Linked DNA regions of Mus musculus: region 2 is linked to region 1. A link is a loop called in an ENCODE intact Hi-C map of the cell type or tissue named here. Cell type or tissue: left cerebral cortex. All regions are shown on one strand. Links, peaks and the distances in the headings refer to the core of each region. The heading gives the core; the rest is flanking DNA.

Region 1 (16,456 bases), core at 5,647-13,646:
ATACTTGTTCTAACCAATACCCCTTCATGAACAACTTATCAGAAAAACTAAATAAGGAAGAATGGAAACTCAAACCAGACAATTCACAGGTCTCTTGGATGGATATATGTGTGTGTGTGTGTGTGTGTGTGTGTGTGTGTGTGTGTGTGTGTACATATATGTGTATATATATATATAAATATATATTTATATATATATATATATATATATATATATATATATATATATCCTTCCATCTTCCATTTTGATATGCTTAGCATATGTTGTCTTCCTGGATGTGTGAACAAGTCTGTCTCTGTGTCTCTATCTGTTTCTTATACTGTTTCTGGGTCTCTTTTTCATCTCTTTGTTCTGTCCTATTCTAATATGTTACTTTTGTTCCATCTTTTCTTATTTTATTATTATCCTTTAAATTATCCGTTAGAAACCTGCTTGTTTTCTAATGACTGGAAAAGCGGTGGAGGGCTGGATCCAGATAGGAGAGGAGGTGGGGAGGAACTGGGAGGAATAGAAGGAGGGGAAAGTGTAATCAGTATATATTATATAAGAAAAATCTATTTTCAATAAATAGAAATTTTTCTTTTTAAAAAAAGCTAGGATATATAAAAAAAGGTTGTGGGTTTTTTTTTGTTTTTTTTTTGTTGTTGTTGTTTTTTGTTTTTTTTTTTTGTTTGTTTGTTTTTTTTGAGGCAGGCTCCTAATGAGTGGCTGAGACTAGCTTTAAAACCATAATCCTCCTGCCTCTGCATCCAAAATGGTGGGATTATTGGGTATACATTGTTATCACACTTGACTTGGAAGTTTGGTTTTGATCTCTCCATGACTGTCCCGTGTTGTTCGGGAGTGAAGGACTAGGCTTCCACAAAGCTAGTTTTCAATTAGAAACTGGCTGTGCTTGCTGGGGTAGTTAAGAGGTAATGACCTGTTCATCAGCTTCAAATATTTTCCTCATATGTTAAGTCACGAAATCATATATAACTTAATGTCTTTGCTTCAGCCAGTGTTCTGTGACTGTGACACACTAACTGGAGTCAGCCAAGTTAAAAGGGAGAAAGGTTTATTTTGACTCATGAGTTCAAAGGTTTCAGTTCATAGTTTCATGATCCTGTACTTTAGCTGATAGCCACACAGTGCCTTGGGGCAGGTAGCAGACGGAGCTTGTTTACTTCATAAGAGCTAAGTAGTGAAAAGACAGAAGCATCAAGCCTCTGGGTCCCAATATCTCCTTTAAGGGCATTCCCCAATCACCTAACTTCCTCTCATGAGTCCCAGCCTCCTAAAGATTCTACAAGTCCCCAGTATTAGCCTGGTCCAGGGCTGGTGCCCAAGACTTGAACACATAGGCATATTGGAGGAAATTATAGAGCTCTACTCAAACAATACTTCTTCAACATACCAGGGTTGTGGGTCTCAAGAGAAAAGATGAGCAAGCTAGTCCCATACTTATGATAAATGACGTACGGAAGATACATGAGGAAGATACAGCTTCAGCAGAGTGTGGCCAGAGCTGTGACAACAAATTTCCCCTGGATCTTGAGGAAGAAAGAGAGTAGGCAGCACTTGGGGAAGACTTCCGGCACTGAGGGCTCTCCTCTCCATCCCAAGGGGCAGGACTTAAGGACCAAGAGAACAGAGATGGTAAAAAGAGGTACCATCCATGTTTTCTTTTTAAAAAGCACATCCTTAGTCCTTACCCACAGACTCAACCATTCATGATTCTTCCTCTGTACCATCTCTGCTTCTGGGATCTTGCCTCATCCTTTATGGCTTGATCATGGAAACCGGACTGAAGAAATGACAGACACTGAAGAAACGACAGATGCACATAGCAAAAAGTTAAGAGTGACTGGGATGTGCTCTGTCTGATACAAGGCACCTACTACGCTGCCTGGAGATTCAGAGAATTTATTACTTACAGTGTAAGGAAGAGGGTTAGGTAGTCCCAGTGTGGGAGCAGTCTCGGGCTGTAAACATGCATCAAGAAGACGCTGATAGTTGATACTGGTAAATCATAGCAAATGTATACATTTGGACCAGAGGAGGCTTTGCCAACTCTCTGTGAGTCTTACCCAAGAAAGACTTTGCTATTTCCTGGCCTGTGGAAGACCACATAAACCTGGGTGTTAGCAGCATGTGTAGGTCCATAACACTCTCACCGAAGTCCTCCCTGACCATCTTAGTTCCCAAAGGTCACACAACTACAGTAGAGCTCTTTCAGATCCTGAGGGCTGACTTAATGCTCCCAAACTGACCTAAACTTAAATTACTTCTATTTTTCTAGGTTTTATTTTTATTTCCCTTACCCCCATGTCCACCTCCCTCCCCCCTCCACACACACATACACATGTCACACACATTGAAATTTGGATCTTGATTTTAGACTGTGGTTGATCTGGTAAAGTCAAAATTAATACTTATACACTCTAAAAATAAGCCAAAAAATAAAACATTATTATGTCCTCATATGTCCCACAGGACTAGGAGAATCACTTCAGGACCAAAGGAGCACCTAGAAATAATTTTCTACCATGTGAATCCCCAAATGTTCAAATGGAGAAAATGTGGCTCATTATTTAATTTTGATCCTTTTCAGTTGAAAACAAAGAGAAACTGCAAAGCAAGTAGGAAAAAAAGTTCCTCACTACTCAGCGTTCTTCCAAAGTTAGATCCTAAGTCTTTATACCACAAAGCTTTAAACATCATCAGTAATTAAATGTCACCATAATTTTTGCATTCCAGACATTCTTGAAAATACCATCTAAGATATCTATCCAATCATTTCTCCTCTGAGACGTCACTACCGTTGTATATTGCTTCATGTTGGCAGTATTATCAGCACTTTAGCACAAAACTATTAATGACTTCATTAGTAAACATCCCAGAGTGCGTTTGCACAAACCTTGATGGTTTAGGTCAATTACTCATGACCTCTTGACTCCTCCAAAAGGTGTGATAAATTGAGATACATGAAGTTGCTATTTGAAAAATATGACATAAATGTATTTATGTCATAAAAGTATAAGCATATTCCAAAATAACTTTTATAATTCATTATAGAGCCTAGAGAGATGGTAGAGATGTTAAAGACATATATTGCTTTTGCAAATGTCCTGAGTTCAATTCCTAGAACCCACACTTACTTGTAACTTCATCTCCAAGAGTTCTGATACCTTTGTGTATCCTCCACAGGCACTACATTTATTTACATATACCCCGACAGACAGACAGACAGACAGACAGACACACACACACACACACACACACACACACACACACACAATTTTTTAAAGTACAACATAGTAAATACACAAAAGAGCAGCACAACTGTTTACTATCAAGTACTCTATACTATACATAATTGTACACTCAATGCAGTTGGTTGTTTACACTAGTATTACCCCAAGCACCCCTGCACTATACAATGTGCAGACTACAATATCAACAGACAGTGGGAACCTTTTAGCTTTATTATAATCTCCAGGAATGAATGCCTGACCATGGCCTGTCACTGAGTGAAACTTCATTCTGCAACATGTGACTGTTCTACTGTCACTTCTCTCTTAGAGATGACAAAAACTGAGCAGAAACAGTGATGAAGCTGCCCTGCCCTAGCCTTTTCCTTATAGCCAGGGGAGTCACATAAAATGTGACATAAACCTGGCTGGACAGGCCTGCTAGGGGAGCTAATCTTTATTGTTAACAGGACTTCTAGAAGGCAGAAGTGTACCTCTGGATATATCTGAGCGAGCATTTCCATGGAGAATTCACTGAAGGGAGAGCTCCATTCTGAGTGGGGGAGGCTTCCTCCCATGGATGAGGATCAGAGAGGGCCTATCTTCCAGCAGCGGTGATATGAACTGCTTGGTCCCTCCTTGCTTTTCTAATCAGCAAAGACTGACTAGACCCTCTGAGACCGTGAGCTAAGATCCATCCTTCCCACTAGAAGTGATTTCCATCAGGTATTTTGGTCCTAGAAGTAAAAGGCTAAAGGATATGCCCAGATCTTTTCCTGGGAAAAAGTCAGAGAACCTCACTGTAACTTATTGGACTGGGGGCAGCCAGTGATGGTTCCTGATTTGGATCCACACTATTGCACAGCTACCCCTACCCCCACCCCCGGCCCCACTACAGGAGACCTTTTGCAAGAAAATGGATGTGGCATGATTTCAAGGGATTTAGGGAATCTCTCTCACTGCGTGGCACTCATAGCAACCTTTTCCAGTTGTATGACCTCCAATCTTTCAAGGAAACATGAGACTATTGATCCCACAGAGTAAAAGCTACGATCTCCAAACGCCAGGGAGTTCCCCAGAGCAAGTATAGGTAGGAGGACTCAGAATCAAGAGAAGTTGGAAGGGGTCATACTGAGCACAGAATACAGAAACAGGGAGGGATCAGAAGGCAAAGCCTAGTGAATATCCAAGGTGCTTGGCCTGGCTCACCCTAACTAGGAAGCCTGGGCTTCACCCCAGATCCACTAACCTTAATTACCCTTAGAGCCTCGCTGGTCCTAGAACTGCATAGTGTCATTCCTTTGGTACAATGGAAGCCTCAGGAATCTGGACCGGCACTGGAGAAGTGTAGATCATCAGAGCCACATGATTTTAGGGGAGCCAAACCATTGTTGACCTGAGAGTTATACAAAACCCTTCCGGATGGAATTCACATCCATGCCATCGAAGCCTATTAAACCAATCCAAGCTAATGCTTACAATCTCCAGAAACATGGGTATCCAGGTCCCTGTCTACTAGTTAGGACTCGTAATTAGATTTTTCCTCCCCTGAGCCTACTTAGAAATTCTCTCATACACTTGCTAATTCGCCTAAGAGGGAGATTATTAAAGCACTTCAAACCATCTTGCTCTATTTGTAAAATCCTAATGCCCCCCTTTATTTCTGTAGTCTGTGGGCATGCAGGATGGAAAGGAAAAGTAGCTCCTCAGATGTGAGAAGCCTCTCAGGAGAAGAATCAAGAAACAAACAAATAAACAAACAAACAAAAGAAAACCCACGAGCATCAAAAACCAAAGCACTGACCTGGGATGGCTTCCAAAGCCAGCCTTCTATTCCTGCTGCTCCAGAGGCTCAGAGCAGACTCGCAGGCTGGAAAATAGGAAAGAGCACAGGGAACTGGAGAAAAGCTGCCTGGTATGATAACTTGTGGTTCCATGTCTCAGATCGTATGCTCCTCACAGGAAGGACTACATGGTTTTCCTTCATTTCCGGTCCATTGCAGGATGCTTGGCCTTGTTTCTCTCTAAGTTCATACAGCCAAGGTAGTGGTTGCTTCTATGGAAAATTGGAATAGAAAAATAGGCCAAAGGAGTTCTGCTGATTGGGAATTATTCTAAACATGTTTAAGAACTTTAACCTTAATAATAAAAGTGTAAGATAGATAGATAAATAGATACATAGATATATAGATAGATACATAGACATAGACATAGATATATAGTATATGTATGCTGGAATATAATATATGTATGATGGAATTTTATCCAGTTATAAAGAAATATGAAATTCACCAAAAAATGAATGAATCTAGAAAGCATTACATGGTGATCCAGGCTCAGAGCGACCAAACTTGCATGTTTTCTTTCATGTGGAGATTCCAGTTTCTAACGTTGGTCTATGTAAGAGGTAAAGGGGTCAGAGGAGGTCAGGAGAGTACTGGGACATATGTGGCGTCAAAGTTCAAAGGAGGCTACAGGGGCTGGAAGGAAATGAGGCAAATAGAGAGAGACAGAGGCAGTGGAAAGAAGAATCAACAAAACCCAATTTTGTTTGAAAGCATCAAAAGGAAACCTAATACTTTGTGTGCTATTTTTAAAATAATTAATTGAAAGGGAAGAAGTCATAAAAAGCAAACCTTGGGCTTAATTATACTTATAACTAAGCTCAAGAGCATGATGGAACTTCAGCTATGTCTTCAATCTGTTCCCACCTTTCTCACACCTCCAGATGTCTGGAGAACTCACACCATTAGACACTGGGACAAGTACCCAGTCACACTAAAGGGAAAATTAGACTTAGAATGGTGTTTTCAGTTTCTTTATAAAAAATAATGTCTTGGGGATGGAAAGAGGCTCAGAGTTTGAGAATAGATGCTGCTCTTGCAGAAGAACAGGGTTTCTTGTTTTCAGTAGTCACTTTAGATGGTCCATAACTGAGTGTAACTACTGTACTAGAGTGGCTCCACTACAAGAGACTTGACACTTCTTCTAGACTCTACTGTCACCCACACACATGGAAGTGCACACACACACACACACAAGATATATTTAAATAAAATTTTTAAATAGCTGGCATGATGACCCATACTTTTAATCCCAGTACTCTAGAGGCAGAGACAAGCAGACCTCTCTGACTTTGGGGGACAGCCGGGTCCACATAGCAAGTTCTAGGATGGCCATGGCTGCATAGTAAGACCCTATCTCAAAATAAAGCTATAAGTAATATCTGTCTGTACTCAAAATCTAGCAAAACCCTAAGGGAAAAAAATGGCAAGTCAGCTTATAACTCACTCAGAATACAAGAGGTTTTGTATGTTTTTATTGGATATTTTCATTTACATTTCAAATGTTTCCCCTTTCCAGGTCTCCCCTTCACAAACTCCCTAACCTGTCCCCACTCTCCCTGCCTCTATGAGAGTGCTCCCTCACCCACTCACCCACTCCTGTCTTCCCTCACTGGCATTCCCCTTCACTGGGGGATCGAACATCCTCAGGCCCAAAGGTCTCTCCTCCCACTGATATCCAACAAGGTCATCTTCTGTCACATATATGACTGGAGCCATGAGTCCCTCTATGTGTATTCTTTGGTTGGTGGTCCATTTCCCAGGAGTTCCTGGGTGGAGGTATGGCCTGTTTACACTGTTGCTCGCTCCATTGGGGCTGCAAACCCTCCCAGCTCCTTCAGTCCCTTCTTCAACTCCTCCATCAGGGACCCTTGAACTCAGTCCAATGGTTGGCTGGGAGCATCCTCCTCTGTATTTGTCATACTCTGGCAGAACCTCTCAGGAGACAGCCATATTAGGCTTCTATCAGCAAGCACTTTCTGGCATCCACAATAGCATCTGGGTTTGGTGGCTGTATATGGGATGGATCCCCAGGTGGTGCAGTCTCTGGATGGCCTTTCCTTTAATCTCGGTTCCACACGTTGTCTCTATGTTTACTTCTGTGAGTATTTTATTCACCCTTCTAAGAAGCACTGAAGCATCCACATTTTGATCTTCCTTCCTTTTGGGCTTTATATGGTCTGTGAGTTGAATCTTGGATATTCCTAACTTTTGGGCTAATATCGACTTTTCAGTGAGTACATACCATGTGTGTTCTTTTGTGATTGGGTTACCTCACTCAGGGTAATATTTTCAAGTTCCATCCATTTGCCTGTGAATTTCATGAAGTCATTGTTTTTAATAGCTGAGTAGTATTCCATTGTGTAAATGTACTATACTTTCTGTACCCATCCCTCTGTTGAGAGACATCTGGGTTGTTTCCAACTTCTGGCTATTATAAATATGGCTGCTATGAACATAGTGGAGCATGTGTCCTTATTACATGCTGGAACATCTTCTGGATATATGCCCAAGAGTGGTATAGCTGTATTTTTAAAATACATGTAGGTATAAGTATAGATCCTTGGTACAAAATTAGCCTCATTGTGTGAGGTGCTTTTTCTTAGCACTCTATCAAGAGCACGTCCCCAGGTTATAGGACATTATTTTCTTACAACATCATTTATATGGCTGCAAAATAAAATAAACCATGGTATAAATATATCAGAACTTATTTAAACAATTCTCTTGGGCACAGAACCCTGTTGTTATTTAAAAAAAATAAAAAAAACAATGTCATGTCATCTGGCAAATAAATCTTTCCCTTTGTTGAGATTTTTGTTGTATTACTAAGTTCTTGGAGAGAGCTCATTGGGTTGAAGATCATGAACACTTGCAGCACCTTAGAAACATACAGTCCAGTGTTCTTCAGAAAGCTGTCCTTTCTTTGCCTCAGAAGAACGAATATAGGATGTCACAGGAAAGCCAGCACAGCTTCCTCTCTCTGCTGTCTAGTCCGCCGTGTGGACAAGCTCAGCGAGTACGTGTCTGCTTTGTAAAGGGGACTGTCAACAGTCCTGCCATGGCTTTGAACTGTTAAGGACTGCCCTTACCTCATATTCATTAATGGGACTTTTTAAAAATTCAGTTGGACTTGTCCTAACTTGGATACTGAATATCTTAGTTCAAGTCCTAAGCCATGTACTAGCCGTGTGACAGAAGGAGGCAGATGATTTAATAGCCTGGACTGTTTTCCCACTGAGAAAATGAAGGACTTATCTTATATCTACATGATCTTTGTCTCCTCTGTGTCACTGTCTCTGTTTCTCTGTCTCTCTCTGTCTCTCTCTGTCTCTCTGTCTCTCTGTCTCTCTGTCTCTCTGTCTCTCTGGTGTGTATACTTGTTAGTGTATGTGCATGTGCACGTGTGTGCAGATGCATATGTATGAGGAGACCAGAAGTTGATGTCCAGTAGCCTGCCTCATTCACCTTCCACCTTGAAACTGTGAGCCTGAAGCTCAATTAGATTTGCTGGCCATTGCAGTTCAGGGATCTCCATGTCTCTACACCACTGTGTCCAACTTTTTAACATATTAACATTGGTTCTGGGAATCAGAATTGTGATACTTATGCTTCTGAGTCTCTCAGCTGAGCCAGCTCCACAGCTCCAGTATCTGACTTTCATTAAAAGATTGCATGACACACCATCTGTTTTAGAAAATCAAACAACATATCCAGTAGCACATTATATTCAGGGACATTGGCCTCAATCCCTGCAAAGTCCCAAGTCTAAGTTCCCTGAAATGTCTTGACCGTGAGAAATGGCTCAGTTTGACCTTCAAGAAGGACATTCCATATTCATCAAGGTCACATAAATTTTATCACCTCCAGTTGCTGCTATTCACAAATAACAACTGTGCATCTTACAAGCAATGGCACAACCTGCGTGTTCTTCCCCTGACAAGAGACAGAAAGCTACTGCAAGAAAATAGGACAGTTTATACCAGCCTTCAGGACTGTGACCCAAAACAATGTGAGAAGCAGAACTAGGTCTGGGGCAGGGACTGTGTCCAAGTCAGCAGCTCACTTACTCATCCTGAGTAGAAACACCATGTTCCTCAGTTTTCCATCTGGAGAACAGCCCAGAAATGATCCAGTCTCCTCGCCAGATTGAAGAGGCAGCTTTTGGAGGTGAACAAATTTTCTTGTTTGCTTTCTGTGGTAATTTATTATTCTCCTCACAGAATGGCAGTCTCTCCTGAGTAGCTGAGGATAAAGTTGCAACTTATTCAGAGATAATGTCTGCTGGGTATCAGCAGCTGACAAGTGGCTGGTTCTACACGGAGGGTTTTCAGGTTAGTGAGAATAGAAAACAGTTTAATTCTCTTTCCCACCATAATACTTACCATCTATTGATTGATAGAGTCTTGTGTTACAGAGACTGAGCTAAACACTTTATACTACTGGTTGGCTTAGCTGTTAAGATGACTGCGTTGAAGGCACTTATCTTACTTTTAAAGATGGAGTAACGGCTCAGAAAGAATAGGGAATGGTGTGGTTGGAAACTGACTACTGGTCTACCTGACTTCAAAGCCAATGTTCAGTTTGTTACATTTCTCCAGTTGAGTTTAAATAGTTGGTCTTCAGCTGGTGGTGATATTTTTTGAAATTGTGGAACCTTTGAGAAGAGGGGTCTAGATGGAGAAAGTAGGTCCCTAAGTAGAGATGTGTCTTGAGGCTTATAGTCTAGCCCTGTCTCCTGGTTCTGTTCTACTTTATAATGCTACTTACAATTTATCTTAGGGTTTCATTGCTGTAAGGAGACCCATGACGACAACAGCCCTTATACACAAAACTCGTGGCAGCATGCAGGCAGACATGATGATGGAGAATCTGAGAGTTCTACATCTTGATCCACAGGCAGCAGAAAGAGACTGGGTGTTACATTGGGCATAACTTGAGTATATATGACCTTAAAGCATGTCTGCCCAGTGACACACTCCCTCCAATAAGACTACACTTACTCCAACAAGGCCACACATCCTAATAGTGCCATTCCCAATGGCAAAACAAACACATGGATCTATGGGGATCATTCCTACCAAACTACCACATAATTCAATATGACGATCCTATGAGCTCTAATGGTATCTCTAGTTCTGTGTCCTCTTCTATGGCTGATGGGTTTGATTGACAGATGGATTTGATTGACAGAGGACCATTGCTTGGGGCTGGTGAGAATTTCCTGCATCCTCTTCACCACTCTTCTCTTCTCCTTCCACTCCTTAGAGCTCACCCATCTCCAACAGAATCCACTGGTTCTTATCAAACATTTCAGTTTCTCAAACCTCTCCTTTATCCTTCTTTCAAGGGAAGTCTGCCCTCTAATGATGCAAATGAACTATTGAGTTCAAACACTTATTTCTCAGAAATGAAGCAAAGGGTACATCTCAAGGGTACAGGGGTTGACTGGAGTGGAGCTCTATGGAAGCCCACCCATCTGCATTTATTGTTTAAAAGGAAAGGAATCTGAGGCTCAGGAAAGCACTTGTTCCCACAGTCCTAAGAGAAGGAGCTATTAAAAAAGGCAACATTCATGTCCCAGTGTGGATGATCCCTGGGATGACAAGAACTTCCTGAGCTAGCAACAGAGAGCAGCAAGAGGGAATCAAGGGGTGGCCTGCACTGGGTGAGAAAAAAGAAAACCTCAGCCACTTCCACAAAGACTCATTAATTTGCATTCAGTCGAGCAGAGCTGGAGAATGAATCCAGCCTTTAGTCTGTTTATCTTGACTGACAGCAGACAAGTCTCTGGAGGGACTGACTCTAAGAACTGTTCACCAATTGCTGTGAAACAGCATTTACCTGTCAGACTTTCAGTGAGGGTGAACTGAATGCAGGGCAAAGGAAATCTGCTTAATTTTCCATGATGCTCTACGATATGCTGCTAGAGCACTTCACTTTGGCTGCTCTTTACAGTAAATGAATAAATAAATATTTAAGCTTGTCATTATTGTGCTAGGTGTACTTTAAAAAGGAAAATCAGAATTTCAGGGTTGGGGGGTGGCTCCGTTGGTAAAGCTTTGCATGGATAGTTAACCTAACATACGTAGCAAAGTTCTAAGCCAATAGAAGAGACCCTGTCTCGAGCAAAAAAATAAAAAAGGAAGAAACATGAAGAATAATACCTTATGCTGTTCTCTGACCCACAGATGAATGCATACATGTACACATGTGCAGTGCACACATGCACGTGAGAATGCACACAGAATGTTCACTTATCTTTTTTCTTATACATTGTCTAAGGTCTTCAATATAAGCAAAACTTTATGTTCCCACAAAAGTATCAGAGATTCCCCTGCTGGCTTCCCTTCCTATTTAGATAAGCCCTTCTCATGGCTTCTAGATCATTGGGGTATTTATGTTTCAAGAGAAAAGTATGTATGGGATAGCTAAATCTAGGTGGAGTGATCATAGGGGCTTTCTCCAGAAGCTGGAGGACTATACCACTCAGCACCCCACCCTGGTCTCTATTTGCTCCATTTTTCATCACCTGGTACTCTATTGCTAAGTAACTGAAGGTGATTACCAGAAGACCAGCTGGTGTGTGTGTGTGGTTGTGTGTGTGTGTGGCGTGTGTATATGTGTATGTGTATGTAACAATATACATATGTATGTAATGGGAAGTACCACTTAGGAGGGACAGTTGCTGAACTATCCCCTTAAAAACACTGAAAAACTATGAAAGCTCTCCTGGACTCATTCACTCTTTTCTTACTTCTGATTGGAATGTGGATATTCAAAGCAGACTTCAATCAGCTGCTATTCTAATCACCAGCTTGGGGACATAAAGACATGTCTTAATTTTTCAGGAGGAAGGAATTGGATAAAGTTCCTGTGAAACTGATTAAACCTAAAAATATTCCATAGTGCAGCATCTACTAAGTATTACCTCCTGTAGCCTCCTTACAGTGGGACCAGTCTGTCCCTCCTCCAGGATGAAAGACTTTTAGAAGCCCTTTAGAACGCAGAGTGGAATTTGGTATTATCAATGTGCTGGTTTATCAGATATGAATTCATTTGTTTTTCTCAAAGCCACTTATCAGCAAGAACAGAGCTGGCTTGTCTACATCCGAATTGTGCTACAAACACCCTTTCTAAGTTCCCTAGGGTTCAAACATTTTTTTTTATCTTCCAGGGTTTTTTTTCTCACATTTGTTTGTGTTTTCTTAACCTCATACCTATTGAGGTGGATTTCTGGGTCAGGATCCCTGTAAAGACACAAGGAATGGAGGAAATGCCCCCAGTTCAGGCTGTCTGAGGACCAATTGTCTGGGTAGAGTTTCAACCCTGAAAGACCAGTGGACAGTTGGAAGTGAGATGAATTGGCTGGGGATGGCCCCAGAGTTGAGCCGTTCTTCATGCTACCAGTGTCTTTATTCTCTGTCTGAGAACTCTAGGTAATATACAGCATGAAAGGCAGGAACCAGCAGATTCCTGTGATATGTCCTGCATGCTAAACTCCTGTAGCAAGAGAAATAACAGGGCTTCCTTCAGTTCAGACCCATCACCTTCCTCCTCACCTTGGAGACTCCCATGATCTTACAATGGGTTGATGTAGGGCGACCCCACAAGCAATTTGTCTTCCTGTTCTCCTAGTATGCTCTGCTGACCACAAAGTTCATTTGTAGAAGGCTCACCATCTATCTCTGTCACAAAGAGGAACATGGAAGGCTTAATACAGAAAGGCTTCATGCCTTTCCACTCACAAACAAGAACTAAGCCACACACTGTAAAGGAAAATGCCTGTAATTGTATAGGAATCTCTCTTATGGTGAAATAATTGATAAGGTTTTTTTGTGAGTTATATTTAATGGTTAGAGTAGAGAGAAGTTTGTTATTTTTGTTTTGGGTTTTATATAATAATTCAATGTTTGCATCTTAATTTTTGTATAGACATGCATCTACACTCGATTTACATGAAAGGGTTATTATCTCCATGGACTGGCAACTGGTAGCCTCCACAGTGACAATTATTGGCATTTTCTGTGGGCTCTATCATGAGGCAAGCATTTTTCAGGCATTTTTTAAAAACAAAATGAAACTAAACCAGAGTAAGTTATCATACTCCTTAACCTTGATATCATTTTTCATCTCACTAAAGCATACACCAAAACTAAGGCTCTTGCTTTTTAATGAGTGTTAAAATGAACAAAGACCACACAGAAATTTATCACCATGTTATTCCCTTTTATGAAAGTGGCAAGAATCAACAGATAACCACTTAATTTCTTGGCAAAGTGGAGAATTATGGCTTATAAAGTCTTAAGTAAAGATTATAAAGATACATGGTATTTCAATAGTGTGTGACCAGACTCTTCTAATGTTTGTGCCACAACAGGAATGTTAGTTCTCAGGAGGAATTCACCTTGGGTTTAATGTAAACTTGAAGACATCTAGCCTGAGAGGTTGGATCGAGAGCTTTGCTTTGCTGAAGAGCATCATCTGTCCCTCCCCCCATGGCCTGCTGATCTCTTCAGCCACACTTACCTTGGACAGCCAGTGGGTGCCCTGTAGTTAGAGAACAGCTCCCATAGAAGACTCTGAACGTTTCATGACTGGCAGCTTAGAGGTGTGAACGAGAGGAACGTGCCTACAGGCGAGGTCCATGAAAGGCTATCATTTCCACACTTCTGCTGAAGTTCTCTGCGTGGAAGGATGTGCTAAGTTCAATTCCTTTGCCCACATTTGCTGTTTCAGGCTGGCCAGTGCTGAACTTATGGATCCTTCTTTTGCAAGCTAAAGTTCACATCAAGGAACACATTGGCCACCTATGTATAGATAACTTCATTTGGCTTTTTTCCCTCTCTCAGTGTTTTCTTTGCCTAGTCCTCAGATACTTACTGTCTCAATACCTAACCTCTGTGGGACTCTGCTTCAACCCCCTGTTCTGCCCTGCAGTGAATGCATGTGTTGTGGGTGTTTTGCTTTGACTACCTGGACTCCTGATAACTGACTCATGCTGCCTCGGGCCAGCAGCATATTCCCAGACGGTTGTCAAGATTTGCAGTCTTGACCCAGACTATGACCGCAGAGCTTCTGTCCTCAAACCCTCTGAAGCTGGGAGACCTTGGTAAGGAGGGTAGTGAGGTAACTTCCTTGGGAAGTTTTCATAAGAAAGCCTGGACAGACTTGCTTAGATAGCCTGAGTCTGGACTGGCACGGAGAGATCGCTTTGCAATTGTACGGTCCTTTCCAAAGTTACCACAAATACGCCAGTGCCACTGTAGAAGCAAAGACTATCTAACTATTTCCCTTTGTGTTCAACTTCGGAATTTCTGGGCCAAGATCCCTGTAAAGGCACTCAGAATGAAGGAAATGTCCAGTTCAGGAGAGCCAATCGTCCTTGTAGAGTTTTAGCATAGAAAGACCAGTAGACAGCTGGAAACGTGTGTGACGACAGGTGGACAAGGAAACCTTGAAATGTCAAAAAAAAAAATTAGTCTTTTTTCCCCTGCAGGCAATGTTGAACTGTCAAATCAGGGGCTCCATTCAGTCACCAAATACTTACAAATCCCAGGCAAGACACAAGTTACATACATCTACAGAAGCACATAAGGGGTGATTGACTTCCCAATGTGTGTGTGTGTATGTGTGGTGTGTGTGTGTGTGTGTGTGTGTGTATGTGTGTGTGTGTGTGTGTGTGGTGTGTGTGTGTGTGTGTGTGTGTGTGTGTGTGTGTGTGTGTGAATGAAGTTTTGGCAACTTATTCTGTCTCTACTGACTTGTTGGGTCGAGACCTGGTCCTCCAAAGTGAACATTCTTGCCTTTGCTCAAGTACAGGAATCAAACAATGGCTGCATTAAAGTAGATCCCCCACCTCTGTGGCGGTTTTGAGGCAATCCACTACCAATTCTCAGCTCTACCCTTTACTTTCTCTACAAAGGTGGGATGATCTCCTCCCTTTCCAAAGAACTCATCCAACACAGCTTCACTCATAGGTCTCTACTCCTGTAAATGCCCTACCGTGCACAGTTCCTGCATTTGTCTAGTTTTGAGCACCTACTCATTTTCAATACATGGGTCAAAGGGAACTAACTTCTGCCACCGAGCCTCGTCACTGTCGAACTTCGTGTGAACTCGCCTGAGTTGGCTTTTCTACATCTTTCTCTCTGTGTTCATGCTGTTGTTTCATAGTGTAGCAGTCATGTCATTGAAGAACGGGGATTGTCTCTTTGATATTTATTTTTAATTCAATTTTTCATTTACTAGTTGATTCTATCAGATTATTTAATTGACCACCATTCACTACCTATCCTGTGCAAACACAATAGAGGAAGATGGACTTGACCTAGACTCTCCATACCAGGGTCTTAAAATGAGTACAAAAACTCTTTACAGATAATGGATCTGAAAATAGCACAACTGATTATTGTCACCAGCAAAATAAGTTACATTTGTCTGCTAACATGGAACGTAGAGATGCCATACATCAGAGTCAGAAAGGCCAGGATGCATGTTTTAAAATGCAGTACACACCTGATGTGACCCCAGTTTCCCAGTAGCCACAGATAACTTTACGAGCCCCAGAAAATTCTGACTCTGTGTAAGACTCTGCTTAAGGCCACAGAAAGTAACTATTTGATTCTGTGTGTGTGTGTGTATGTGTGTGTATGTGCATGTGCGTGTGTGTGCGTGTGTGTGCGTGTGTGCACTGTTGATAATTAGTGCCTTGCTTTTCTCCTGAAGAGAATACTCACAAACAGAGCAAAAGAAATAACTTAGCTGCACTTCATCCTGGGAAGTTCTTCTGTTCTCCGTGACCTTCACCAGGTTCTTTGTGGAGAACACCCAGAGACCAGACATGATACAGCATATGGCACACGGAGTTATACTAAACTGAAAGAGAACGAAAGGTGAGATTTTATGTGTAATATCTGATTGGTGATAATTCACATTTTACCAAAAGTACTTCATTTGCTTCTGACAAAAATCTCACCTTCAACTTCTTCCTCAGTTCATTTCCTTCACCCCCAAATGGGCAGATTATTCTGTCGAAAAGATGTCTCCTAAGGCTCACAACTCTTAGTAGCTGATGTCACTCACACTGGTGTGTCTTCTCACTCTCCACCAAAAGTGTACTTTTTTTTTTCCTCAAAGGAGTCACTCAGACATGCCGCTTTCTAGGTTATCCCATGATGCCTCTGAAGTATAAGACCTATTTTTCTACTCACTATGCATGGTTCCTAATAAATAAGGTATACCTTTATATTGATTCATATAAAGTTTCCTCAGAAAGAAAAGTGTAAAATAATAAAATAAAGGCAAAACATATTAATTATCTTTTATTTCACTCTTTTACTAATTTTTTCCTTTAATAAATGGATTTTAGCTCCCACT
Region 2 (16,456 bases), core at 4,305-12,304, 130 kb before region 1:
CCGAGACTTTGAACAGAGAGTCAAACTTAGTGATGGTGGGAAGCCAGGCTTGCTCTGTGAGTTTCCTTCAGAATCTTAGTACAAAAATTATAATGATTCAGGGCAGTGTACTGTACCAAGACCAGTTGTCATCTTCAAGCTGTATCTGGTATGATCTGTGAGGGTAGCAACAAACCAAGTTCATAAGATTTAGTAACCCAAGTTTCACCATGAAACATCACTAGAGACAATTTAAAATGGGAGAGCTGCTATGGCAAGCATCCTCAAAAATTGAAAATAGAGGCTTGTAAGTTAGCTTGGAGGGTGAAAGTTGCTGCCTAGCTTGCCAGCCTGAATTTGGTCCCTAGGACCCATATGGTAGAAAGCACTGGCAACCACAAGTTACCCTCTTTCCTCTACTCAAAATAAATGTAAAAACTTAAAGAAATTAAAAGTAGAATCAGCATACAATCTAGCAATCCTGCCTATAGCCTAAGAGCTGAACTCAAAGTCTCAAAAGAATATCACAATTATGTTTATAGTAGTAGAAGTGACAACTGGTGGAAGAGATGTGGAAGCAAACCAGATGTCTATTGAGAGATGGTACAAGCAAATCAAGTACAGATGTGTGATGCTATGTAATGCCATGGTAGGAAGGAATGCAACATGGCTGAGTCTTGGGGGTATTATAGTGAGATGAAACAGTCACAAAAAGACAAATACTTTGTGACTCTAGTTATTAACATGAACATCCAATATTATCAAAATCATAGAAATGAGTAACAGCAAGATGGTTACTAAGGACTAAAAGGAGAGGGATAGAGGGGACTTTTACTTAATGGGTTGAGTTTTAGTTCTGGAAGACCACAATCATGTCAGGGTATTTAATACTGAACTATACACTTAATGTTGTCAGAGGTTTTATATAAAATGTGTGGGGTATTTTGTTGCCATGGACACACAAAATGCATCCAGTTTGAACAGCAGATGATGAACACTTCCCTGTCTACCTTGTGAGGTTTATAAGCATCAGATGAGATAGTGAGCAGACATATAAAATGATTCATGGCCAAGGATAATCACTACAGTATTGGAGAGAAACAAGGGTTTACCAGGAGAAGGCCGTCTAAGCCACAGTGCATAACTGTGTGCTGAAAAACAGCAGCTTAAATACATACAGAAATGACGACAAGCCTGTCTGTATGAGGTCTCCAAGAGGTTAAATAGAGGAAAATATGCAGAAAGAGAGAGAGAGACAGAGACAGACAAACAGAGAGATAGAGACAGACAAAGAGAGAGACAGAGAGGGAGACAGAAACAGAGACAGCGAGAGCACTGTATCTTTGCATAAGAACTTGGATATTATGAACATGTATTTGCATGCTCTTCTGTTTTCATAAAGGAATTCTGGAAGGATCCCAAATGCACTCATAAAATACTTACTTGCACCGAGAGGAGGTGTGGCAGACAACACTGAACAGGAATGAGAATTTTCAATGTTTTCCTTCTTAGGTTGTTTTGGTTTTGAGACATTGGATTGTACTGATTATTTTCTCAAAGCCACAATACTTTTAGTGATTAATAAAGTAAATTATTATAGTAATACAAGTCAAGTGACTCTTTTCCTCCCCTCTCAGGACCTTTCATGATAACCCTCTGATTCCTGACATTCAGCTGGAAATGAGGTTGATGGGGTCTATATACTTTCTCATCCCATTGATAACTAGATCTGTTTGGGCTCATGAAATCAGCCAGAAGAACACTGCCCTAATCCCACAAGTGGGACAGAGGAGAGAGGGAGGCTGTTTTTATGTCACACTGACATTGCAGAGAGTAACACCCTATGGGGGTGTTTCATGGGAAATTGATCTCCACAATGGGGCAGATAGTGGCTTTGTCTCTTCTAAGATAATTTGACAATGTCTAGAGATACTATTTTTTTTTATAGTATGGCTGGAGAGTGGGGCTGATTCTGAGTAGACATCAGGGACTAAATATCAGAAATACATAAGACAATGCCAGGAATACATAAGACGGCTCTCACAATAAATATTATCTGGTCCAAAAATTCAATTGTCTTGCTGAGGATAAGAGATTTTCTCAGAAGCAAAGGCATTTTATCTAAGGTGTTTGGAATAACAGAGCCTTAAGGTGTTTGGAAAGAGTGTAATGGTGACATGTTAGGACCAGGGGAGTTGGGGAGTCTGGTCAGAGACACTGTCCTGTTCTTTTCAAAGCATAGCTCTGTGTGCAGCAGGTCAGCTCTCCAAATCCTTTCGCTGATCACAGTAGAACACCGATTGAGGCAACAATTTGCTTATTTTCACCAATTAAGTAGTTTCTACAATATGAGCTCATTCTAGCAACTCTGCCTCCAATCTGGTTTCTGCTACTATAGCTGAGACCTTTTTAAGGTCAATATTGTTACCACTGAGTTAACACTCTCATGTGCTCTTCATGTATTTTAGAACAATTTGGGAAGCCTGCATTGTTATTCTCTGTTTTGTGCTATGAGCTTAAAAAGCTACCTTTTATTGTTTTAATTACTATAAGCATAACTATATAATATAGAATACACACACACACACACACACACACACACACACACACTTTTCCTCTCAACAAAATTTAGTTCATCTTATTTAGCACAACTTTATGGTAAAGAAGGTATATGCTGTGATGGCCAAGAGCAAGTTCTATTGACATCAGTTTTGATTTTACTGGGTCCTTGCTATTTTCTTCTTAAGTTCTAAGATGCCCAGCACCCATTCTGTACAAAACACTGCATGCATTAGACATACAAGGATGCATTAGACATGGCTCATGGGTTTTGAACTGTAGTCAGAAAATAGCAGGTATCCTAGTCTCATAAAGATGGGTAATGAGTGAATAACAGAAGGAGGGTGTGTAAAGTGTTTCCCATGCTAGAAAGGCTGACTTGAGTCAAAAGATATTGTCCTTGTAGTGGCAGGTGAAGGATAGTTGGGCTCAATTAGTCATAGTTCCTTCAAGACTGAGATTCAAAGGAATCTTGATGAGTGAGGAAGAAATCTGTATGTCAATGTGGTGATTTGAATACACTTGGCCCACAGGAAGTGTTACTATTAAGAATTGTAGCCTTATTGGAGGAAGCGTGTCACCATGTAGGGAGGCTTTGAGGATGCCTCGTGCTCAAGTTCCACTCACTATGGAAGAGGAAGTCTCTCCTAGTTGTCTCATATCAAGACTCTCTGCACCATGTCTGTTCAGACACTGCCATGCTTCCTGCCATGATGATAATGGACTGAACCTCTGAACCTATAATTCAGCCCCAATTAAATGTTGCCCTGGATAAGAGTTGCTTTAGTCATGGTGTCTCTTCATATCACTAGAAACCCAAACTAAGATGGTCAGATAGGGAATAGGGTGAATAAGTAAGTGGTCCTGGAATAAAAGAGCAGTATTCACCAACCTTTGTTATTGGTATCTGTCATTGTGGGCTAAACCTACAGAAGGAACTTTTCTGGACTTCAGCATGTTTGTTCAGGAGAGCTGTTTAATTACAACTGTGATACCCACACGTACAGAAGGATGCTTTAGGAAGAGGGCTTGAGGAATCTGGCTGTATAGAAATCTGCAGTTATTAGATATGGCATCACCATCACCTGGGAGTTTGTTAAAATATTATATAAATGCTGGTACTGGAGAGATGACTTGGAGGATAGGAATGCTTCCTGCTCTTCCAGAGTTCTGAAGTTTGGTTCTCAGCACCCAAGTAGATTGGCTAACAACTGTCTATAATGTCAGCTCCAGGGATCCATGGCCTTTCGAGTGCACGCACATGCACATGCATACGCACATGCACACACACACACACACGCGCGCGCGCGCGCGCACACACACACACACACACACACACACACACACACACACGGGGCCTGCCATAGAGTGTGGTTGATACATCCAATGGCACTCCATTGGTGAAAATGGATTTTTGTTCTCTCAGTAGCTATGAACTGAGAATAGCTTCATTGTTAGGGGTGGAACTTTGTGCTCAGTTCCTCTCTCAATGCTGGGGCTTTGTTTGGCTCCAACTTGTCCAGGCCCGTGTGACAGCTCCATTTTTATGACAACCTACAAGACATGTCTTTCTAGGTACCTCTCTGGCATACAAACAAATACTTTAGGGAGATAACCAATAATCTAACTCATCATTTTCCTTTCTCTTCTCCAGTGCAGGAAAGGTAGAGTCACAAGGATGTCTCCAATTGTAATACACATTGTGAAGTACCATGCGCTAATTGTGCCACTACTGTGACATTCTTATCTGATTTTTCATATAGAGACAGGCCTTGACTTACAAAACCTTGATGTGTAATTTTTTTTACTTACCATGGTGTCAAAACATAGCGCAAGGTTTGATTTGGTTTTGTTGTTGGAACAGCCACACACAATTCCATCCTTGCCCCTGAGAGTGTGCAGTAGCAGTGACCTCAGCTCCCAGTCAGCCTCTGATACTAGGATAAAAAACTGACACTCTACAGTGTGCTGTGTAACTTAGCTAGGATGCTCCACAAGTTATAGGTACTAGATACAGTTCAGAGATGTGCTATTTACAAAATAACGTGCTTTAGGAAATAACACCACTGTTATTCAAGGAACATGAGCACATTAATGTATCTTTTTAAAATCTTATTTTATTTTCAATGTCTCTTGTGCTATTATTTTAATGCAGCCTATGAACATCTCAGTGTCAAGACGTTACTATTTGTTACATGTCATACAAAGCTGGCTAGGATGAGGGCATTTGTCACCTCTCTATGAGTTTAAATATTCTTTCCCAGTTAGCATAGCAGGACTCCATGGTCCATCTCTCATCTCTGGCTTTGCTATGGAACAAGCAGAAGTCCTTCAGGCAGGGGATTAGGTTGTCCTTAGCCCCCAGGATCTGAAAAAGTGTACATGCTAAAGGGTTTTGGCCCTTCTGGTTCCAGACCCCTGGGTCATTCCTAAAACATGGAACAACAATGAGTTTTTCTGCCTACTTCATTGTTGTCTCAAAAATATTTCCCCATTTGCACAGGTGTGTTTTACAAAAAGGTGAATGTAATGTGAATCATATTTCTGTCCCAGGCCAATATTTTATGGACGCTTATTGAAATTCTTCAGAACAAAAAAACTGGCCTCACCTGCAAATCTAGTTTGAAATCAGATTTTTTTTCCTTTAAAAATGAGTTATCTGTGTCCATCTCCTTGAAAAGGTGAGCCCTAGCAAATGTGTGGGAAAGATTTACCTGCCTCCTAGATTACAGATGTCTGCCACCACATCTGGCTTTATATATAAAAAAAAATTGTTTTCATTTTAAACTCTGTGTATGTGTGTTAACTGTCTTTATTCTCTCTCTCTCTCTCTCTCTCTCTCTCTCTCTCTCTCTCTCTCTCTCTCTCTCCATATATGTGTGTGTGTGTGTATTGTTATGGTTATGTGCACATAAGGGTGGATGTGGTGCCTTGGAAGCTAGAGGCATAATACTTCCCCACCTTGCTCCTGAAGATGGAGGTCATGGGCCATTGTGAGCCACCTGATATGGCAAATTCAGGTCCCCTAAAAGAAGAGCAATACTCACTCTTAGCTGAAGAACTAACTCTCTAGTCCCCACATCTGGCTTTTTGCTGGATTCTAGAAAGCAAACTCAGGATATTAGTTTGGAAAGCAAGTACTTTACCAACCGAGCCATGTCCCTAGCACTGAAGCATCTTGGTACAGGACTCAATATGTGCTGAGATTCACCTGTGTATGATCTTGTGATATGCTAAATCTCCTCTTACTACAGACCAAGGTAAACAAGTTGTGCAACTAGCACAGTTGACATGAGTTAAGGAGAAAGCCAGAGAATCACTACCCCAAATTAGTAACCAGAGGTGATGTGTTTTCATAGGCAAATATCTGATATATGGGGCTAACAACGGAGCTTTGGCAGTAGACTTAACATAGCCAAGCTTGTGAAAACACAAGTAAGCCAAACCACACCACTACATACTAGGAATTTTTGGAAACATAGTGGAACATTCCAAGATAAAATATTAGGTCATTTCAGGGCTTGAGGTGGGGCATTCAGAGCTCAGTCAGTTCTCAAATGGTTGTTGTTGATGATGTTTTCTGGAGATCTACCATGTGTACTTGGGTAGTAGGAAGAACAACGGATGACTCTTCAGGACTTGTTAAGTATTTTTTTTTCCATCCAAGTACTTATTGAGTGCCTACTAATTACATGGCCCTATGGTGATGAATCCTGGGTTGTAATGGGAAAAAATAGACAATGTCCTGCATGCATCAATCTGTAACCATTGTTCTGCTCTGCTGGATAGTTTGGATTGAGTAATTTTTCTCTTCTTGCTCTTGGCCTCTAATTTTGTTAGAAGAAACCATCTAATTCCAAGCGTCTTTAGACTCAGGGTGTCTGTGATCTAGAATTGGAGAATGGGTACTTCTTTGTGAATGGGAAAGAACTGCAATGTCCAGAATTTCTGAAGTCTTAGTGTAGTGAACCAATATGAAGGGAACCTGAGGAATTTGAATGCAGCATTTCCACAGGTATGACAGTGTATGAGTTTGGGGACCTTTTTGTGTGAATGGAGATAAAGGCTTGGGGTCATAGGTATATCCCCCATGTTTTCCCTCCTCCCTGTCTTTCTCCTAGTGGCACATGAATTCTGAGCTTCAAAGACCTTCCAGAATGATAGTTACACTCCTAACCATATGTTTTTGGTGTTCAACAAGTCTCAGGACTGCACAACTTATGCCATTTAGTAATTCATATTGCTCCTTTTTGAGATATTTCACTGGGTAAAGAAAAGGGAAGCTACTGTGCTTCCTCTCTAGTTAGAAGCTCATCATGTATGCTTCTTTGGAATCAGTCCATAGCTGTGCTTCAGTGACCTGGAGTATGAGGTGGATAATAAACTCCAAATGGTTTTCTACTGTTTTTGTTGGTGGTGGTGGTGTGTGTATGTGTGTATGTGCACACATGTGTGTACACTATGTGTGTATATGTGTACATATGTGTATATAGATGTGTGTGTATGTGTGCATGTTGTTAGGAACACAAGCTTAAAATGTTTCACCAAGTTTCTGTGCATATTGAATCAAGTTGTTCTGAATTTCCATGTTCTCAGGGTCAGCCTGGGTTCATCCATTAATACAAGGAACACAAATATATTCTCAGTGCCATCACTGACTTGATATTGAAAGAATGAAACCCCTACAGACACAGGACCTACCCAAAAGATAGCACTCCCCCACATCACCACATCTCCTTCCTGGACTCATTTGCAATTTGCAGCTTGCTCAGGAATTGCACCGCCAGTCCCTGAGGCTCTGGACATCTGTTTCCTTACCACTCATTTCATGTTCCTTTTCATTTCCCCAAGCTCCTTCTTGCAAAGCATCCGCCTTGACACCAGGGAGCAGAGTCGAATGTGGTTATTTTTAATTCTTGCACAGCTCTGTGCAAACTTCTTTAAATTGGGACAAATATTTAATTTTTTTTCAGAGATTCACCAGAGACTTATTACATAGCCTAAAAAGAGCATCTGTGTAGAAAAAAAACATGATGTGGTATGTTTGTGTCTCTTATGAATCCAGGAGAATGAGTCAGTACCGCAAAACCGTTAATGAAAGCAGTGGCTCATTAGAAAGTGGTTACTCTAGACTGGAGTGTCTGGGAGATAATTTTGGCTCTTGCCCGTTGGTTTGCAATGCTTTGTTTTAGATAGGAGCTCGGCTCTATGAGAATAAAATAGTCAAAGACATTTGGTAATGGAGAAAATGGTCCAAGTTCAGGTAATGGTTTCTCAGCTATTTTAATGGGAGTCCTAACCTGCCTGTTGTTGTTTTGTTTTGTTATGGTAACGAAAGAGATCCTGAAGGACTGGCCTTACTTTCCAACTGGATTTGGAAGACAGATAGATGCCCTGTATTTACTGCAGTTGGTGCTACATTTAAACTGTTTGTAACTAGCTAGCAAGCAAGAAGACAGGGAAACTAAGGCACAAAATAATATGGACAACGATCTGTCCATACACTGAGTGACCGGCACCCTAAGAAACAGGTCCAAGCTACTTGACTCATCACCTGGAGCACCCAATCTCACTAATGTGGAGTGGACTAGGAAAGGGACACACCTGGGTTCAAATCCCAGCTGTCACTTGGATATAAGGTGGCCTTAGTAAAGGACTTCCCTGAGCTTCTGTATTCTTCTAGGTAAAAGTATGGTAATAAAACCCATCTCAGACAGGTGCTGTGAGGCTAATAAAGCGATATCCCATTAATTCCATGTGTGGAGTGGATCTGAGAGCTTAATAAATGATTGGCATTTATCATCATATCTCCTCCATCAGTTACTTTTCTTAATGGTTTCCACTGTAAAATAAACACCCAAAGAAACCCTGAGCATTGCTATTGGAGTGGCTTAACAGTACTACATATATGAATGACAAAGGCAGAGCACTGGCATAGGGCAAGAACCTGGCTGCTAAGCATGGGACCAAGACTCAGCCACACTAAATGCACTGAGAAACCTGACCAATGCAGATGCGGATGCTCAAAGACATCCATCAGACTGAATGAACATGGGGACCCCAATGGAAGAGTTAGGGGAAGGACTGAAGAAGCTGAAGGGTATTTCAGCCCCATAGGAGGAACAACAATATGAACCAACCAGTATCCCCCCCCCCCAAGAGCTCCCAGGGACTAAACCACCAACCAAAGATTTCACATGGACGGACCCGTGGCTCCAGCTGCATATGCAGCAGAGGATGGCCTTGTTGGGCATCAATGGGAGGAGAGGCTGTTGGTCCTGTGGAGGTTTGATGCCCCAGCATAGGGAGATGCTGGAGCAGTGAGGGGAAGTGGGTAGGGGAGCATCCTCATAGAGGCAGGGGCAATGGGGGATGGGATAGGGGGTTTGCAGAGAGGAAACAGGGAAGGGGGGACAACAATTGAAGTGTAACTAAAAAAATAACCAATAATAAAAAATAATAATTAAATCAGTCTTTCCTCGGTCCCCCATTCCCTCTTTCTTTCTCTATCTTCACACATCCTCCTCCCTCCTTTGCCTTCTGAGTGCTTTCCATTTTAAAGTTAAAACCTGGTTCCGGTCATTACTTATTGCTCATGTCAGATTATGGAATTTAATTGTTCTTTTTTTATATCATGCATTACTTTCATATGTAGCATTCACATTTTTACTTTTTAAAAACCTTTCTTCAGCTTCTCCTCTTCATTTCCTATGAACCTGTAAAATAAGTGTGTCTTCTACTGATGAGGTCAAGGCTTTGGGACAGTCATATCCTAGAGAGGTATTTGTCGCCATTTTCTGACATATTAATTTTCTTAGCAATCTATGCTCTGAGATTTCAACTTATATTTATTAAGCCCAATAGATGTCACATTCTTAAACAACATCTCCTTGGCAATCCTCTCATGGGACAAAGGAGAAGAAACACTTCTCCCCATGGCCAGGAAGTTTTAGATTATTCTCTAACCCCAGGGAGCTATGTTGAGCTCGTCAGTAGAGGACTGGAGATGCCCATAAGGGTGAACACACATAGTTCACATCCTCTCTCGGAATGCATTCACATCCTCTGTTCTCGAATGCATTGTCTTCTTGGCTATTGGAGAATATATTAGGCATGCTCTAGAATTTATACCCAGGGACTGAGGGTCTGGCTCTGTGGTTAGAAACCAATTTCTATGCAAGCAGGAGGTTTAAAACCAGGCTGAGTTGGATGTGTCTATAATCCCAGAGTTGTGGATCAGAAACAGGCAGACCTCAGAGCCTTGGTGGCTTACCAGCAGAGTTGAAAGGAAAGCTTCGAGTTTAGTGAGATACTGTCTCTCTGCCTGTACATAGAGGACTGTCTTTCTCATATCTTCCTCTGGCCTCTATAGAAATATATGCCAATACACTCACACATATGTACCAAACATACATTTACCAAACAGACCACATGACACAGGGAAGTTATATACAACAAGAGTGCAAAGGGCTTTGTTTTTTTGTTTATTTTTTATGTTTGAAATAAATATAGTTTACTAGTAAGGATAAGCAATAAGCCAAATGAAATGTTGGGGATTGGATCTGGTGCTGCTTTGTATTCAGATGCAAAATTCTGTATCCCAAGATCTGGCTGCCCCAAGACATGCGACCCCCCCCCTCCTCCCACACACACACACGAGCTTTTGTTGTGCAAACCTTGCTCCACAATTTGAAACTATTAGTTAAATAAAGGCAGCTATGGCCAATTACTGGAGGGAATAGAGGTAGGTGGGGTGTGCAGGTAGGGACCACGAGTGGAAAAGAGGAGGAAGAAGGAGAAGAAAGAAGACAGAAGAGAAGAGGAGGTCTCCATTAGATATATTAGACCGGGAACAGGTGACCGAGTGAAATGTTCCACGTCCCCCAAGACAGATGGCTGGAGCGGTAATAACCTGGGAAGACCCAAAGCAAGTGTCTGGGAAGCAGAGTTGGGGAAGTAGCTAGTCTAGCCATTAGAAAAAGAGGCCAGGGTAATTTACCCAGTAATTGCTCTAAAGATAAATAAATAATTCATAGTCTGAGCGTCATTCTTTTGGAAACAAGGCAGGATACACATAATTCAATTTGCTTTACAATGAATGATTAAAACCAACAATGCTCTTTCTTTAAGGCTCAATGAGTTTCTCTTTTGTTGTTGCTACTGTCTAGTCCGCAGCCATTTACACTGATTTTACAATGCAGTCTTGGACTGCCTGTACTCTAAACCAACACTTGCTAAAATGTGGTGGACATGAATGCTACCTAAATTCTATGTTTTACAATGTTAGGTTCTTAAATCATCCACTGGGGCAAAGATGGCAACCTCCAGCCTCCTTCACTCACGTCTACACCCAGGGGGATATCCCCAGCAATGTGGTCGAAGTTTATTTTCCAAATCACCCCTTAGATTTTTCTTACAAGCACACAGATGACCATAACTACTTTGTCGAGTTGTCCTTCTTTTTCCCTATCTGATTGAAATATGAAAGCACCAGGTTCTAGGGGGAAAAAAGATAGAGCTACTCTTTTATTACATCGAAGTGGACTTTGAGATTGGTCTTAGCTCACATGAACACTTGCCTTTCTCCAAGTAAGTTTAAATTTGTCATCTACTGAAGCCATCTTAACAACTAGAGTAAGATGGAGGAGCTCAGATCCAAGGTCCACCACCCTTCTTTGATGATGGATGATGGAGAAGGGGCTTGTTTAAAAGGCCACTGCTGATGCAGAGACAGAGAAGCACTCACATGTAGAAGCAAGCCAATGTGTTCAGCCAACAAGATTAATGCCAACCAAGACTTTGTGCTTTGCTAGGAGTGACACAATGGAAGGCCTTGCCCCTTAAAGAAGCCTGCACGTACCTGGGACACAGAGCCTCAGTAGAGCCCGGTCATATGTATCAGTAAAATGGGACACTTTCTTCCTGAGAGTTTCTAGAAGTGAGCTTAGGCTATTTACTCCACCAGGATGGCAGTCAGCCATACTGGAGAATATTTACAGTCACAACAGTGCCTTATTGTCTCGGCATAAGAACATTTGTTTAAATATTAAACAGTGAAATCTTGCCTGGTCACTAAAGAGCTCTAGGGGGAAAAAATCCAGGACGGAAATCAGTTAATAATCTTTGACTGCCCAACTGAGTGGCTTGAATGTCATTTGTCTTAATGGCATGTCATCCACCCAGAGGAAGCCCTGTGCATCACAGTCCCAGCTTCGTTCGCACACAATGTTTACAACGCCCCCATGATACGTGCCTTGCTTCTCTGAAAACGTGCAGAGGCTGAGGAAAACCGCTCCGTTGTCTCAAGTCCTGTTCCGAACAACCTTGCAAGTCTGGATTTGTAATTGCTATTTGCCATGCAGGATAGTTCGGCCCATGAGAGATATACTGAGTAAAAGTTATTTTAGAATCAGATATAAGTCAACTCAAATGTACATGCTGGCTGGCTTTCCACTCAGCCCAGTTCCTCAATTCAATTCAATTTAAAAACACCACTGCATGCCCACAGTTAGCTTATGGCCCCTTTAACAGAGTGGGGAGGGGACTGTGAAGGCTTAGCTGATACACATGCCATGAGAGGGGGTTATACTGTAAGTACTACAGTATTCTCTCCCTTAACTTCCATCTGAGAGACCTTTCCCAGTGTGACTACGATCATGTAGCTCAATGACATACTCTCAAGGATTTTCATGTAACTTCTCTCAAACACAGTGCTAAGGAAGAATGGTTGTCAGGCCACGTTTTACCGAGAATTCTGATTTGATTGGTTGATGAAGAGTCAGTGAATGCTTAAACCTCTTTCAACAAGAGCAGTCTGTGGGTAGCACATTGATGAGATGTGGCTCTTTTGCTAAATGTAATTGGTGCTTTTGAATCAAAGAGCAGCCATTTGGATTTAGTGTATCTTACAAATAGCTTCAGATATCATTTCTTAGCTTCTTGTTAGTGGTGTGACTTTAACTTGTAACTCAGATAAGGATGGTCATTCCAGATTTTTATCATTTAAACAGTTATTTCCTGAATACCTATCACCTGCCAGACACATGCTACGAGTGACAGAGGACCGGGATCCCGGAAGTGAAATGATGAAGGATGTTAGAAAGAACAGACCTGAATGTACCATATGCTGTTGGTGTAGGATTTGATGACAAAGTCATTGGTAACCTAGTGGAATGCTAGGGAAACCCTGGGGAGGGTGTAGGGCTGATAGGAAAGTGTTTGGATTAATGGGAGAAAAGAATCTGACAAAAGTTTGGGAGGAAATTTGCTTCATAGAAGTGTTAAGAGCTGTAGCAACAGGAGAAGTTTTTAGTGACGAGAAAAGATTTAGTAGAGTGGAATGAAGTCATGCTTGTAAGACAACAGCAACCAGCAATAGAAACAAACAAACATACAGACAAACTAACAAAAAAGTAGCTGGTGCTACAAAGAGAGGGAGAAGGATATTTTGCTCACTGTTTACCTAGAAGCAGAAACAGAAAGTACAGAGCAGGTTTATTATCTAAGAACAGTTATGGTGCTTGTCATAAAACCATAGAAAGCAATGGAAACCAGAGTGTGTACGTGAGGGATTAGAAAATAAAGCTTTCTGATTCCACAATAGCATACAGGTCTTAGCTGGAGCACTTTGAGTTTTATCCTAGAGATATCTAAGACTATTTTTCTATGAAGATTTTCTTTTCATCTAAGAGGTTTAGGCTGTAGGATGTCTTGGCTGAAAGAAACATGCTGTTAATTAAAGTAAACTTGAGTGATACATTTTTATTTTTTGAGACAAGGTCTCATTATGTATCCCTGTTTGACTTGGCTATGTACGCCAGGTTGACCTTGAACTCAGAGATCTTCCTGTCTTTGAGTCTGGGTTTAAACATGTGCATCACTATATCCAGCCATTATGAAATATTCTTAACTATAAAATTGTGTTACCATTGACTACTCTTCTATGATTTAGATGATTCTTAAGAAATTGCAAAGGATTAATAGTACAAACACAGTGAAATACTGTGTGTGATATGAATGGACATTGACTCAGTCTATATTAACAAGATTTTACTACCTTCTAAGGGGTGAGATCATTTTACATCTTCATATTTTGCAGAAATGTCTGTAAGAGCTACTGAGCTCACCCATTACAATTGAAACTGACACTAGACAATGCTTCAGTGTGGGATCAATCAAATGTATAAATTTTTCATCATATTTTTCACAGACAATGGACAAATGGACATGTTCTAATGGAATTTCATTTGCAAATGTGAATTTACAAAAATCTGGACTTGGTCAATGGGCAGTCATTTGCCAACCTCCTAGTAGAGGTTGGTTTATTTAAGAAAATCTCATAGTTTTAGATAATATCACATTGTGATGAAGTCTTTGGTACCCTGAGCTGTCTCAGGGGTCAGTTACCCTATTTTGAAAAGCGACCTGAATCATGGTGTGAGCTTCTGACATGAGAGACTATCCCAGCTAAGTTGTCATGTCATGAAAGTTGTGCGAGGTGATTCCCGATGACCTTGTTTCCTGCCCTTGACATCTTTATTCCTATTCAATTGTTTGTAGAATGGGGAGTCCTGCTTCATCGGGGGATGGTAAAGGGCAACCATTCCTTCTGTCTTATTGGTCTGGGCTCATTCTTACTATGACTGCTTCATAAGACACTTCCTCTCAAATCTGTCATTTCTTCTGCCTTGTTCAGCCATCCCCACACTTTCCTCGTCTTCTCCACTTCACTTTTACCTCCGGCTGGTTTTCTTCCTTCCTTCCTTCCTTCCTTCCTTCCTTCCTTCCTTCCTTCCTTCCTTTCTTCCTTCCTTCCTTCCTTCCTTCCCCAGTCTCTTCTCTGCTTCCACATCACATATATAATACTGGCTATATGTATCTGTATACAAGGTAGGATCCACAAATGAGAAAAAAAAACAAGCAATATTTGTCTTTCTAGGTCTTAGTTCATTCACTATGATGATCTCCAGATACAGCCATTTTCTGGTAAGTAGCCTAATTCCATTTATTTCTCTGGCTGTGTAAATCTCTCTCTCTCTCTCTCTCTCTCTCTCTCTCTCTCTCTCTCTCTCTCTCTCTCTCTCTTTCTCTCTCTCTCTCTCTCTCTCTCTCTCTCTCTCTCTCTCTCTCTGTGTGTGTGTGTGTGTGTGTGTGTTGACTTTTTAAATAACATTTGTCTGTTATGGCAGATTCTATAATATGGCTGTGACAATAAACATAATTGTACAACTTAAAGACCTGTAGGAATATAACCAGAAATAGTATAGCTGGTTCATATGGAAGGTCTGCTTTCTGTTTTTGGAGTTTCCATACTAACTGAATCCATTTATAATCTCCCCAGCAACATCTGAGAAATCTCCTCTCCTGTACACTCAACAGTGTGCATATTTATTCTGTTTTCTTAATGATAGGCATTCTGAGTAGAGTGAGATACAATCTTAAACTAGTTTTAATACGAATTTACTGATGTCTAAGAATGTTGAAATTTTTCATATGGCTATTTTTATTTCATATTTTGGAGATTATTTATTCATTTTATTAGCCATTTTATTGGGTTCTTTGGGCTTCTATGACTTATTTTTTAAGTTCTAGTTATATTCTAGATATTAATCTCCTGTGTATATATGTATAGGTAGCAAAATTTTTTACCTACTTAATAGTGTGTCATTTCATGCAATTAATTGTTTTTTTTTCATGAAGAAGCTTTTAATTTTGTGCCATTCCATTTAGTATGTGTTTATGGCTATGTCTTAGGATTTCATTGCTGTGAATAGACACCTTGACCATTACAACTCTTATAAAGGAAAACATTTAATTGATCTGACTTATAGATTCAGAGGTTTAGTCCATCATCATCACAGAGGGAAACATGGCAGTATGCAGGCAGATATGATGCTGGAGGAGCTTAGAGTTCTATATCTTGATCTTCAGGCACGAGAAGGAGATTGTGTGCAAAACTGGGTATAGCCTGACCATAGGAGACCTTAAAGCCCACCCCATAGTGAGACACTTCCTCCAACAAGGCCACACCTACTCCAACAAGGCCACACCTCCTAATAGTGCAACTCCTTATGGCCAATTATCCAACCCATGAATCTATGGGGGTCATATCCATTCAAACCACCGCAGACAGGTTCTTTGTCACCAGTGTTGAATGTCAAATTCTCCTAGTTGCTGTGATATTAAGCAATTCCTGTCCAACCTCTTCGTTCTACTTTGATCCAGATAAAGGCTTCAGCCTGCATGTGGAGATCTCATATAGTAATTTCTTTGAAAGAAAAAGTTGTATGAGTTTTAGTTCTTGTTTCATTATCACAGCCAGTAATCAAAGCCATCATATTGAGGGATCATGACTTGAAATGGAACCACTGAAGTTAAGATATGATTTGGTAAAGTGAAACTATTCTTTGACCTCTTTACACAAGGGTCTATCAGGGTAAAAACAGGACAAATGAATTTTCACTTCCTCTTTACTTCTAGAAAGAGTGCAGATTGATTGAACTACACGTCACCTAGAAACTGTGTCCTTAAAACTAGTTCTCACAGAACAGGACCGAACAGAAATGACACATTTCTGTACCCAGCTTAACCCTAAATATCATAGAAGCCCCAGAAAGAATTTTTCTTAACAAACGAAGGCAACCCAACTTGCTTTCATTCTCTGCAAAATTGACCTTCGAGTTTCAGCATTGGGAATCTACATCATCAGAGTAAATGACTGATATTCTTGAACTTACAGACGATATGGTGACTTATAAACAAGATGAAATGCCTAAAAATGCCACGAAAGGAAACGCTATTTTAAATTCCTTGTCATGAAGGAGAAAGTCGAAGAGCAGAGAGGTTAAGCATCCTATCAGTTTCAGGATCCTTCTGAGTTATCCCATGCTAGCATCACAGATGCTAGGTAGGGTCAACC

The links. Peaks named below come from ENCODE experiments on the same cell type or tissue, not always from the same donor. Only the 100,000 strongest peaks of a DNase experiment are listed, where the experiment ranks them.
Region 2: it touches region 1 in a loop (5-fold over the local background); 4 of 42 quality-filtered maps call a loop at or near these places.

Annotation. Positions count from the first base shown.
Region 1 is chr13:42,396,109-42,412,564 of GRCm38, reverse strand. Gm32833 (a long non-coding RNA gene) reads left to right here and starts at 9,176. Exons shown (of 3, transcript XR_382264.1): 1 at 9,176-9,247. In left cerebral cortex, for the core only: no CTCF peak of the experiment used is centred there; DNase peaks (open chromatin) are centred at 8,793 and 9,166; H3K27ac peaks cover 1,478 bases.
Region 2 is chr13:42,527,884-42,544,339 of GRCm38, reverse strand. No RefSeq gene overlaps it. Among named protein-coding and RNA genes, the nearest start is that of Gm32833, 130 kb to the right of the region's middle. In left cerebral cortex, for the core only: a CTCF peak has its summit at 7,431; DNase peaks (open chromatin) are centred at 7,333 and 7,607; H3K27ac peaks cover 311 bases.